Regions from separate parts of the Mus musculus genome. Here region 1 is linked to region 2. Evidence: chromatin contacts called from ENCODE Hi-C or POLR2A ChIA-PET data. All regions are on one chromosome and are shown on one strand. Each heading gives the region's core, a stretch centred on a gene start or an enhancer-like site at or near the end of the contact. The rest is flanking DNA. Distances are from core to core; before and after follow the strand shown. Region 1 has its middle 35 kb from the start of Slc25a25. Region 2 holds the start of Slc25a25 (solute carrier family 25 (mitochondrial carrier, phosphate carrier), member 25).

Region 1 (4,792 bases), core at 679-3,178, 36 kb before region 2:
TGGAGCCTCAGTTTCCCCTTCGAGGGGGTAAGGAGAACATTACCACCCAGGGGAGGGAGGGGTGAGTGGCAAGATCGGACAGGAACATGGTCGTCAGGGGCGCAGATGCTTCCTGGGCTGAGCAGGTCTAGAACCTTTGGAGTCTCTAAGCACTCTGAGCACTGTAGGGGAAACTGAGGCCTAGAATCTGGTCTAGGATGGGTGGGGACCCTGACTTCTTTTCCTGAGCTCTCTTTGCACCTAGGACAGCCCCCTGGGCTAGCCACCAGAGCTCTCCCTCCAGCTGGAGCTGAGCTTGAGGCTTGGTACGGTTTCTCTACCGCCACCTACAGGACAGAGAGGTTCACAGCCGACAGTTTCTGCTAGTCCCGGTCCTGGCAAATTAGTCACAATGCCTCCTGCAGGCCCAGGCTGGAGCCAGACTGGGTTACTTGAAAAATGTATCATTCATTTCATTGCCTAAAAAAAGAAAAATGCCTCCTGTTAAAATATAACAGCACTGTCGGGCATGGTGGAACACTCCTTTAAACTCAGCACTCGGGGCAGGTGGCAGAAGGGGTGGGGGTGTTAAAAGGCAGGTAGAGCTCTGAGTTCAAGGCCAGCTTGGTCAATAAAGTGAGTTCCAGGACAACCAGGCCACAGAGAAACCCCGTTTCAAAAAATCCAAACCAACCAACCACCACCACCAGCAAATATATGCATATAATATATATACATTATATATACACACAATATATATATATTATATGCAGGTAAATATAACATACATGTAGTGTACACACATATATCTCAGCTCCTTTCCTTATCATTTGGACATTTATTTTGAGCTAGGCTTGGTGAGCACATACCTGTAACTCAGCACCTGGGAGATATAGGCAGAATGATCAGGAGTTCAAGGCCAGGTTCAGCAGACTGGGCTACGTGGAACACCGTGAAGGGTGGGGTCTAAGAGATGGCCTGTGCTGCCCTTGCTGAGGACCTGGGTTCAGTTCCCAGACTGCTCAGGGGTGAAGGACTTACATTCAAGCCTGGGAAACTGAACCTGATCCCAGGAAGTCACTGGTGCAAGGAGGTGACTTCCACACACGTGCAGTGTGACACATGTGTGGTGGCACACACTCTGTGCCATCACGCAGACATACACAGTGAATAGTAAATCTAAAAGACACACACACACACATATATATAAATTTCCAAAGACTTTTAAATTTTTATTTATTTATTTATTTATTTATTTATTTATTTGTGGTTTTTTTCGAGACAGGGTTTCTCTGTGTAGCCCTGGCTGTCCTGGAACTCACTCTGTAGACCAGGCTGGCCTTGAACTCAGAAATCCGCCTGCTTCTGCCTCCCGAGTGCTGGGATTAAAGGCGTGCGCCATGCCGGGCGACTTTTGTTTATTTTTGTTGTTATTTACTTATGAGGCAGGGACTCACTATGTAGCCCTGGCTGTCTTGGAACTTTACTAAGTAGATCAGGCTGACTTTGAACTCATAGAGATCTGGGATCTGCCTGCTTCTGCATCCCAATTGCAGGGATTAAAGGCTTGTGCCACTATACCCAGCAATGTTTATTTTCTTTTTATGTCTTTTGGTGTTTTGAGTGCATGTATGAAAGTACCCCAAGATCACGCAGTACTTAAGAAGGCCAGAAGAGGGCGCCAGATGCTTTAGGAAGCGGAACTTACAACAGTCTTTAGCTGTCATGAGAATGCTGGAATCATGATTGTACATACATGATTATGTATCATGCAAGAGCAGCCAGTGCTCTCAACCACCAAGAAATCTCTTCAGCTCCACACATTTTTTTTTAAAGATTTATTATGTTTTAAGTTCCTGTGTGTGGGTGTTTGGGCCAGCCTGTCTGTGCATCATCTACATGCAGTACCCTCAGAGGCCAGAAGAGGGCGGAGGCTCATCAGGAACTGGATGGAGTTCCAGGTAGTTGTGAGCCACTGCACGTGGGTGCTAGGAAATGAACCAGTCCTCTGCAAGAACAAAAGAGTTCTTAATCACTGGGCTATCTCTCCAGCCGCAATACAGTCCTCTGTATGGGCAGGTGACCCTGTACATGAACACACATATGAGTACAGGGGTCTGTGGAGGCTGGAGGTTATTAGCAGGTGTCCTCCTCAACCTCTGCCTACCTTATTTTTTTGAGAGGGTTTCCTTCTGAATCTAGAGCTTGTCAAATCAGCTAGACTGGCAGGCACTTAGCGCAGGAATCCTAGCCAGTGGTAGGATTATGGGCACATGAACCACCTGGGAATAGAGCTTGGGTCCTCATGCTTGCGCAGTAAACACTTTGCCAGCTGAGCCGCATCTCCATCCCCTCCGACTCTCCTCAGAAAGCAGCAATACTGCAGCGAGAGCCCAGTACTTAGCTCATCTAGCCGGGGTCATTTCACCAGAGTCCCAGTTCTAAATCCCATCAACACATGGTTGGGTAGGTGGGTGACATGCTGTCATCACCGGGGTGTCCCTAGATAAGACTGCAATGCCTACTGGTCAGTAAAGGATGCAGAGATGTCAGTAAATCACTCTGGACAGGGCTTCAGGGAACAGCATCTGCTGTATTACACACCAGCAAGCACTCATATCGCGGAAGCTATCGTCTGTGACTGGTTAGCACATTACCTCAGACTGGACAGTGAGCGCCCATACCACCAGGATCTCGGTGCGAGAGAAGCACATAAAAAGAGATGTGGAGAGGGCAGCCTCAGCAGGCCAGCTCCCAACTGTCAGGCTACTTCAGAATCCTCTGTTCTGACTTCTGGGCATACTCATGAGCATGGTACACCGTGCTTCTTATTTAGAAGTGCCATGTGCCGGGCAGGCTGGCTGCCAGGTCAGGCCCACACTTTCTCCTACAGATAAGTCTCCGGTGCTAGTACTTACCCAGACAACTACTTTGATAACACAGGAGCTGTGAGGAGCCAACTGGGGAGAGAGACAATGTGAGAGGCAGAGGCCAGAAAAGAAAGCATCCTGCGGCTGGAGGTAGAAAGTTAGGGCTTCATGCCGTGACAAGCGGCCAGTGTGGCTGGCATGGGATGGATGAGAAGACAGGAGCTAGAGATGGATGCTAGAATGGGGTTGATCTGTTGGAATCAGCCTCCAAAATACAGTGAAGGAGGGGCACTGCTGAGTTTCAGACTGAGAAAAACATTGCAATATAAGAATTAGCTCAGGGGCTGGAGAGAGGGCTCAGCGGTTAAGAGCGCCGACTAATCTTCCATAGGTCATGAGTTCAAATCCCAGCAGCCACATGATGACTCACAACCATCCGTAATGAGCCATCTGAAACCCTCTTCTGGTGTGTCTGAAGACAGCTACAGTGTACTCACATATAATAATAAATAAATCTTTGGGCAGGAGTGAGTGGAGACAGAGCAACTACATGATGTCTCACAACCATCTGTCTGTCACAACTGTCTGTCCAGCTACAGTGTACTCCCATACAGAAAATAAATCAATTAGTTCATGCTCCTGTAATCCTAGCACTCAGAAGATCAAGGCAAGAAGATCAGGAGCTCCAGGCTAGTCTGGGCTACACAGTGAAGCCTTGTTTCACTCAATCCACCAATAAGACTTCAAGGCACAGAAAGTAGTCTGGTAGACATGGGATTCAGGTCTGCTTGGCTCCTACCTCTGAGCTCTCGGCCCCTCTGGCTGAGAAGCAGAGTGAACCAATCTACTTTCAAATCTGATCACCTCAGGAAGTGGGGACCTAAGAAGGGGGAAGGAGCTTCCCCTAAGCGGTACAGGGGGTCAGGGTCTATTTCAGAGATGAGGTCTCCAGGGTCCCAGGCTCCACACCCACACTCAGCTCCGGCAGCCAGGCCAGGCCAGGCCCCTGCTCCAGTTCTGAGGCCCAGAGAAACCATTTGGTGTTTGGAGAACAAAGGGCTGCTCCCTGCGTTCCAGGAAGCGGTGTCAGCTGGGGCCAGGTTCTTGGTCTGTACTGGTGGTGGCTGGTTTCAGCCACCTAGGTCTCTCCTACCCCATGCAGGCTCCAAGTGGACCTGGACTCCTCCGGAGGCATCGGGTGACACCTGCCCTACCCTAAGCTCTGTCCACCCTGCTGAGCACAGGGTGAAATCTAGGACTGTGACTCTTCAGTCCTGTTGCATTTTCCACCAGAGCTTGTGCTCAGAGACCAAAGGGCTCGGGGACACAGAGTCCAGGGGATGGTTCTCGAATCCATGGCCAGCCAGCCAAGCAGGCCTGCAGCCCCTCCCCTCAGCCCAACCCCAAGACCAAAGATCTTAGGGCAGACAGTTCACTGCTCTGGCTTGCTTATTCTAGAATGAAGCTGCTGAGTCAAAAGAACTTGCATTCATTCATTCATTCGTTCGCTCGTTCATTCATTCATCTATTTGTTTGTTTGTTTGTTTATTGGCAAGCTTTCACTACATAGACCAGGCTGGTTTCGAACTCACAGAACTTGTCCTGCATCTGCCTATGGACTTCTGAGAGTAAAGATGTGGACCACGGTGGCCAGTACATTTATTTATTTCTAATTCTCCCTGTGTATATCTGGCTGGCGGTAGATCTCAGAAATCACTATGTAAACCAGGATAGCCTTGTTCTTGCTGTGATCTGCCTGCCCCTGTCTTAGGAGTGCTAGAACTACAGGAATGCATTACCATGCCTGGTTAATTTTGTTTAAAAAAAAAATTAAAAATCCTTTGTGTTTGTGTACACATGCAGAGGTGTGGGCATCGGTGTGTCAAGGCTTGTGGAGGTCAGATCACAGCTGTAGGAGGGCATTTCTCACCTGCTGGCCTATT
Region 2 (4,919 bases), core at 1,888-4,387:
GATAGAACCCAGGCCTTGTACATGCTAAGTATATGTTCTACTACTGAGATACTTCTCCAACCAGGTTTCAGGATTTCCCTCCACCAGATCTGACAAACGCAGAGATGCCAACAAGAATGGCAGCATTAGAACAGCAAATCCTAAGACTGATACAGGTTGCCACACTAGAATATTTGCATACCACTCCATACTCTTTAGCTCAGTGAATCCTCCAAGTGACAAGAGGTAGACACTGTCCTCTTCAGTTTCAGAGAAGACAACAGAACCACTGGGCTGCTTTGAGCCTGTCTGTATGACCAATCAAAGAAGGATGAGGGCCATAGCAGCTCACGTGTCCAGAAAAGTGTCTCCCTGTCTCCTTAAACACATTGGTCCATAAGATCCCTGAGCATCCTTGCAGATGCTGTTCAAGAACAGTACCTGACTTAGACCAGTGCTTTTCACCCATTTCTGACCTCATATGGACTAAAGAAATATGCAGAGGAGAGCATGCACCCACATACCCCTGGAGAGTCTGGTTGATCCAGTTCAAAGCCCGTCATGACTAAGCAGAATTCAGAGGTGAGGGCAGACACAAAACCTTATTTCAGACACAAAACCCAACCAGCTTGTTCTGTTATCATTCGTCAAAGAGAACCTCGGGAGGAATGCTCATTGTTTGGGCCTTTGTGTATGTGGGAGATGTCAATCTTGTTTACCTTTTAAGAAACTGTGTATACATGTTCATGTATATGCAGGTACACATGTGCACACACACACGTGTTTGTGTGCATATGGAAGGAGATTAAAAGACAACCTCAGGTGCTGTTCATACCTTTTCTTTCTTTTTTTAAAGTTCATTTCCTGGCCTAGAACTCTCTAAATAGGTGAGGCTCCCTGGCTCTTGAGCCCTAGGGGTTTCCCACTTGAATGCTAGGGTTACCAGCATGAACCTCCCCACCTCCTAGTTTCCCTACTTCTCAATGCCATCAGCCATGTGTTCCCCTCACACCAGGAAATCCCTTTTTCTTGTGAGTCCTTGGCTTTTCCTATCTCATAGTAAAGCCACACACATACACACACACACACACACACACACACACACACACTTCATCTGCCCTAGTAGAATATAATTGGTCTATATATTTAATTTCTTGCAGTGTTAAGCAAGGACTTTAACACTGAGCTATCTCTCTAGCCTCTAGGGAATGTTAACTATTTTGGTATTTCTGGTGCCCAGCATAAACAGCTTGATGGACAAATGGATAGACAGGTATCACGAAGCTCCTGAGAAATGCCTGGTGTTTGTTTGTATACTGAAAACACAGAATGTCTTTGTACAGAATGGGTGTCTCACTTGGGCAGTATTAGTCCTAGTTAGTCATTCAACAAGTATATCCTGGCTGCCTATTAATATGAGGTCCTAAGTCCCGAGGGGCTACAGACAATCTCTGCCTTCAACACTACATAGGTCAGCATGTGGGAGATCCAGCTAGCCACATGCTGAGGAAGACCCTAAAAGAACAAGATCAGTCTGGGGAGTTCTTGGAAGACCTCATGGTCTTTCCAAGATCGCCATCTGACTTTTGACCTTTGGCAGCCAATTTGCCCCAGGCTGTCCCAGTATTGCTGGCCCGTCCCATTTATGCAGCTGAATTGAGCAGGAGAGCTCACTCACTCTGTGTCAGGGTGACGGTGGCTGCGGCTGTAGTGGCCGTGGATCCGAGGGCCACGGGATGGATCTCTGTGGTACTGGGTAGGCTGATGATGGTGGCCTCACCCAACAGGTTGCAGATCCTCTGTTGCATAGGGGTCAGCAGTACAGGAGCTATGGCTGTGCCACTGCCACCACTGCCACTGCCTGTCCCAGGCCCACCAGCTCCATCATCTTCTGTGGGCCCTGGAGCTTCGCCACCTTCTACAGCAGCTCGGACTTGGGCAACCTTGCGACGGACCTCGGTCTTGAGGTCGGACCACTTCTTCTTGACTTCGGGCAGCTCCCTACGGCAGGTGGCCACAGCGTTGACCCTTCTCAGGATGCCATGCCAGGCTGCACTCTTGGCAGCCAGAGGGACCCCAGCATTGAAGTGGTTCACCAGCAGGTGCTTCTTCAGTTCCAGTTCCTCCACGATGATCTCCACTTCCCGCTCTGAAAAGTTCATCTTCCTCTTCTTGGCTGGGACAGCCATGGCCTCCCCTTTCCTCTCTTTTTAAAGAAATTATAATGCTCTTAACAGCCCCAATTTCTCTTCTCTTCTTCCTCAGCCTCGCCTCTCTTTCACTCCCACCCCCTTTAGGGGGACAGGCAGGGCTTGTTCAAGGCCAAGTACCAGGCCTTAAGTAACCCCCCTCGCTACGCAAAGTGCGTAGGGCCCAGCCCTGACCGGCCCGACCGCCGCCAGCCAGCTGCGTAATGGCTTCCTGAATCTGCCTCTTCCGCTGGGGTGTGCGGAGATCCGCCCACTTCCCTTCTTCCCGCCCCTCGGCACATCCCTGAGAAGCCCCGCCCTCCAGGTTTGGCGTGGCTCAAATATCTGGCCGATCACTGGCTCTCCAGGCCTGCCATTCCTCCTAGAGGACACACCTCTTTGCTAGAACTGGCCTGGTCATTGGTCTAAAGTCTTGTCTGTCGCTTCAGGATGTCCGCCCACACGGACATTATTCACTTCCATTGGAAAAGCAGACTGTCGTTCAGTTCGTGTCGCGACTATTACGTTGTAAAATTCAGTTGTTTTATTGGCAGTTTAGAAGACTCCTAAAGCTTAGCCTCCTGATTTTGATTCGTGTTCTCGGTTTCGAGTCGTCAGCCCGTTAAATTTTCATTTTATTCAATGGTGCTGTGTTTTCTAACTTCAGTCCACAGTTACCCTCATATACATTTCATTTCCACTGTTAGCTACGATCTCTCCTTACACAACGCTCCTCTCAGCCTCATCATTCCGCAGTCTAAATAGAGCTTCTGAATGGGAATTGGACACAAGGCTTTCTGCTTGCCTATTACCCAGCTTCAGCCAATCCCCGGCTCCCTCAGTTTGAATCGCCTTCGAGCTGGCACGGTGACTCCGCCCCCTCATTGATCCCGGAGCCGACATACCGGCCTATGATTGGTCGGCAGTGCGCCAGAGGGCGCGGTCAGCGCCTCTGCGCGCCGCGGGGCGGGGCTCCCGGAAGCGGCCCCTCCCTCCAGTCGGCCGGCTTCTCGGAGCCCGCGCTCGCTGTCTGAGGAAAGCCGGCGTGCTTCCGCGCTCGGGTCGCTCTCCTGCCGCCTTCAGCCCGGCGTCCGGCGCCCCCGCCTCGCGCCCGATGGTGAGCAGTGTGTTGTGCCGCTGCGTGGCCTCCCCGCCGCCGGACGCCGCCGCCACCGCCTCGTCGTCCGCCTCGTCGCCGGCTTCTGTAGGGGACCCGTGCGGCGGCGCCGTCTGTGGCGGCCCGGACCACCAGCTACGCCTGTGGAGCCTCTTCCAGACACTCGACGTCAACCGCGACGGCGGCCTGTGTGTCAACGACCTGGCGGTGGGGCTGCGGCGCCTGGGACTGCACCGCACGGAGGGCGAGCTCCGGGTAAGTCTGCGTGCGCCGTCCGCGCGGGCGGGGAGGATCCGGGAGGTCTTGAGGAGAGAGACCGACGCCAAGGGGACGGGTCGGGACCGCAGGACTTCTCGGGCTGCTTTCTGTAGCCTGTCAGGTTTCGACGGACGCTGCTAGAGCTGAGCGGAACCCCTGGTGTTGGGGGGGATAGTGTCCCTCCACTGACAGATGGAAAGGAAATTCACACCTTGTTAGTGTGGGGCTCCTCAGGTGGGAGATGGGGCCGTGAGAAAAGCTCGTCGTGGCTACAGATGGGCACCCTTGGGTCTCTTTGATGGACAGAAAGCCCCCTCTACTTCCCTCTAGATAGAAGGACAGATAGATCTCAAGATTGCCCTACGGACCTCAAGGCCAAGTTGGTGCCCATCCTCCCTCAACACCTAGGTTCCTATCCACCCATTCTCATTGGCACCCCTTGTCTGTCTGTCTGTCTCTCGCTCGCTCGCTCTTCTCCCCCCACTCTCGTTTCCATGCCACCGGTGCCTCTAATCTGGTTGCTCACAGAGACATGTGGGTGTTGGGGAAGAAAAAAATGGGAACTGGGGTTCTAGGCAGATCAGTGTGGATGTGGGTGATGAAGACTGAACAGTTCTTTCTCATGGCTTAGACCCAGCCCCCCACTGCTGTTTCAGAACACTGGGTCATGATCCCTTTGTCGAATTGGAGTGCGAATATGTTAAAGAATCTGAAGAAAGATTCTTTTTTTGTTTGTTCGGTTGGTTTTGGGGATTTTTTTTTTCTAGACAGTGTTTCTCAATGTAGTCCTGGCTGCCCTGGAACGCCCTCTGTAGACCAGGCTGGCCTCGGAATCAGAGATCCACCTGCCTCTGCCTCCTGAGTGCGCCGGGATTAAAGGCCTTTGCCACCATCGCTCAATTGGAACTTTTTTCAAAAAATGAAAGTTAGATACATCTAAGGATATTTGTTGGCTGGAAAGGGATGGGCCAAGACTGGGAGACAGGGGTGGAGAAATGGCCATTTCTGGGTCTGCAAGAAACAGAACTACTATCCTTCCTGCACAAGAAGCCCTGAGCAGTGGCTTTTTCTTCCCTTTCTGTTTCATGTTGGTTTTTCAGTTTGACTTTAACTGTGGCTTCCCTTTACCAAGTGTTTCATTATTGTGGCATAGACTGGCTTACAATCTGGGGTGATTCTAATGAGCAGTTTGCCTGATAACCAGTTTGTGGCCAAAATTAGTATTTGGTTCATTTGTATGTACAGTAATTACGAATTTCATAGCCAAATATGAAGAAAACCTGGTAAGGTGGCAGTGAATTATGCCAGTTTGTTACTTAGGTGGCCACATAAAGTGTCATGTCCAAGATAATCTTGGATCAACATCCAAGGTATTT

Evidence for each region. A loop is a pair of places that touch in the nucleus more often than their neighbours do. ChIA-PET counts read pairs that join two places held with the same protein, here RNA polymerase II (POLR2A).
Region 1: a loop to region 2 is called in a map of CH12.LX, with 1.9 times the contacts of the local background. The contact joins the enhancer-like site here to the promoter of Slc25a25 in region 2. A Hi-C loop is called at or near these places in 3 of 37 maps with a recorded cell type or tissue (CH12.LX and gastrocnemius). POLR2A ChIA-PET finds 5 or more read pairs at or near these places in 3 of 5 experiments (Patski and embryonic stem cell).

Annotation. Positions count from the first base shown.
Region 1 is chr2:32,484,412-32,489,203 of GRCm38, reverse strand. No RefSeq gene overlaps it. Among named protein-coding and RNA genes, the nearest start is that of Slc25a25, 35 kb to the right of the region's middle. Within about 2 kb of position 1,928, at least 1 of the 3 ENCODE cell types and tissues checked has a DNase peak (open chromatin) inside an H3K27ac peak, as active enhancers do.
Region 2 is chr2:32,449,688-32,454,606 of GRCm38, reverse strand. It overlaps Slc25a25 (solute carrier family 25 (mitochondrial carrier, phosphate carrier), member 25), which reads left to right and starts at 3,137. Exons shown (of 10, transcript NM_001164357.1): 1 at 3,137-3,540. The coding sequence starts at 3,283. Naif1 (nuclear apoptosis inducing factor 1) reads right to left here and starts at 4,150. Exons shown (of 2, transcript NM_194335.2): 1 at 1,658-4,150. The coding sequence starts at 2,168.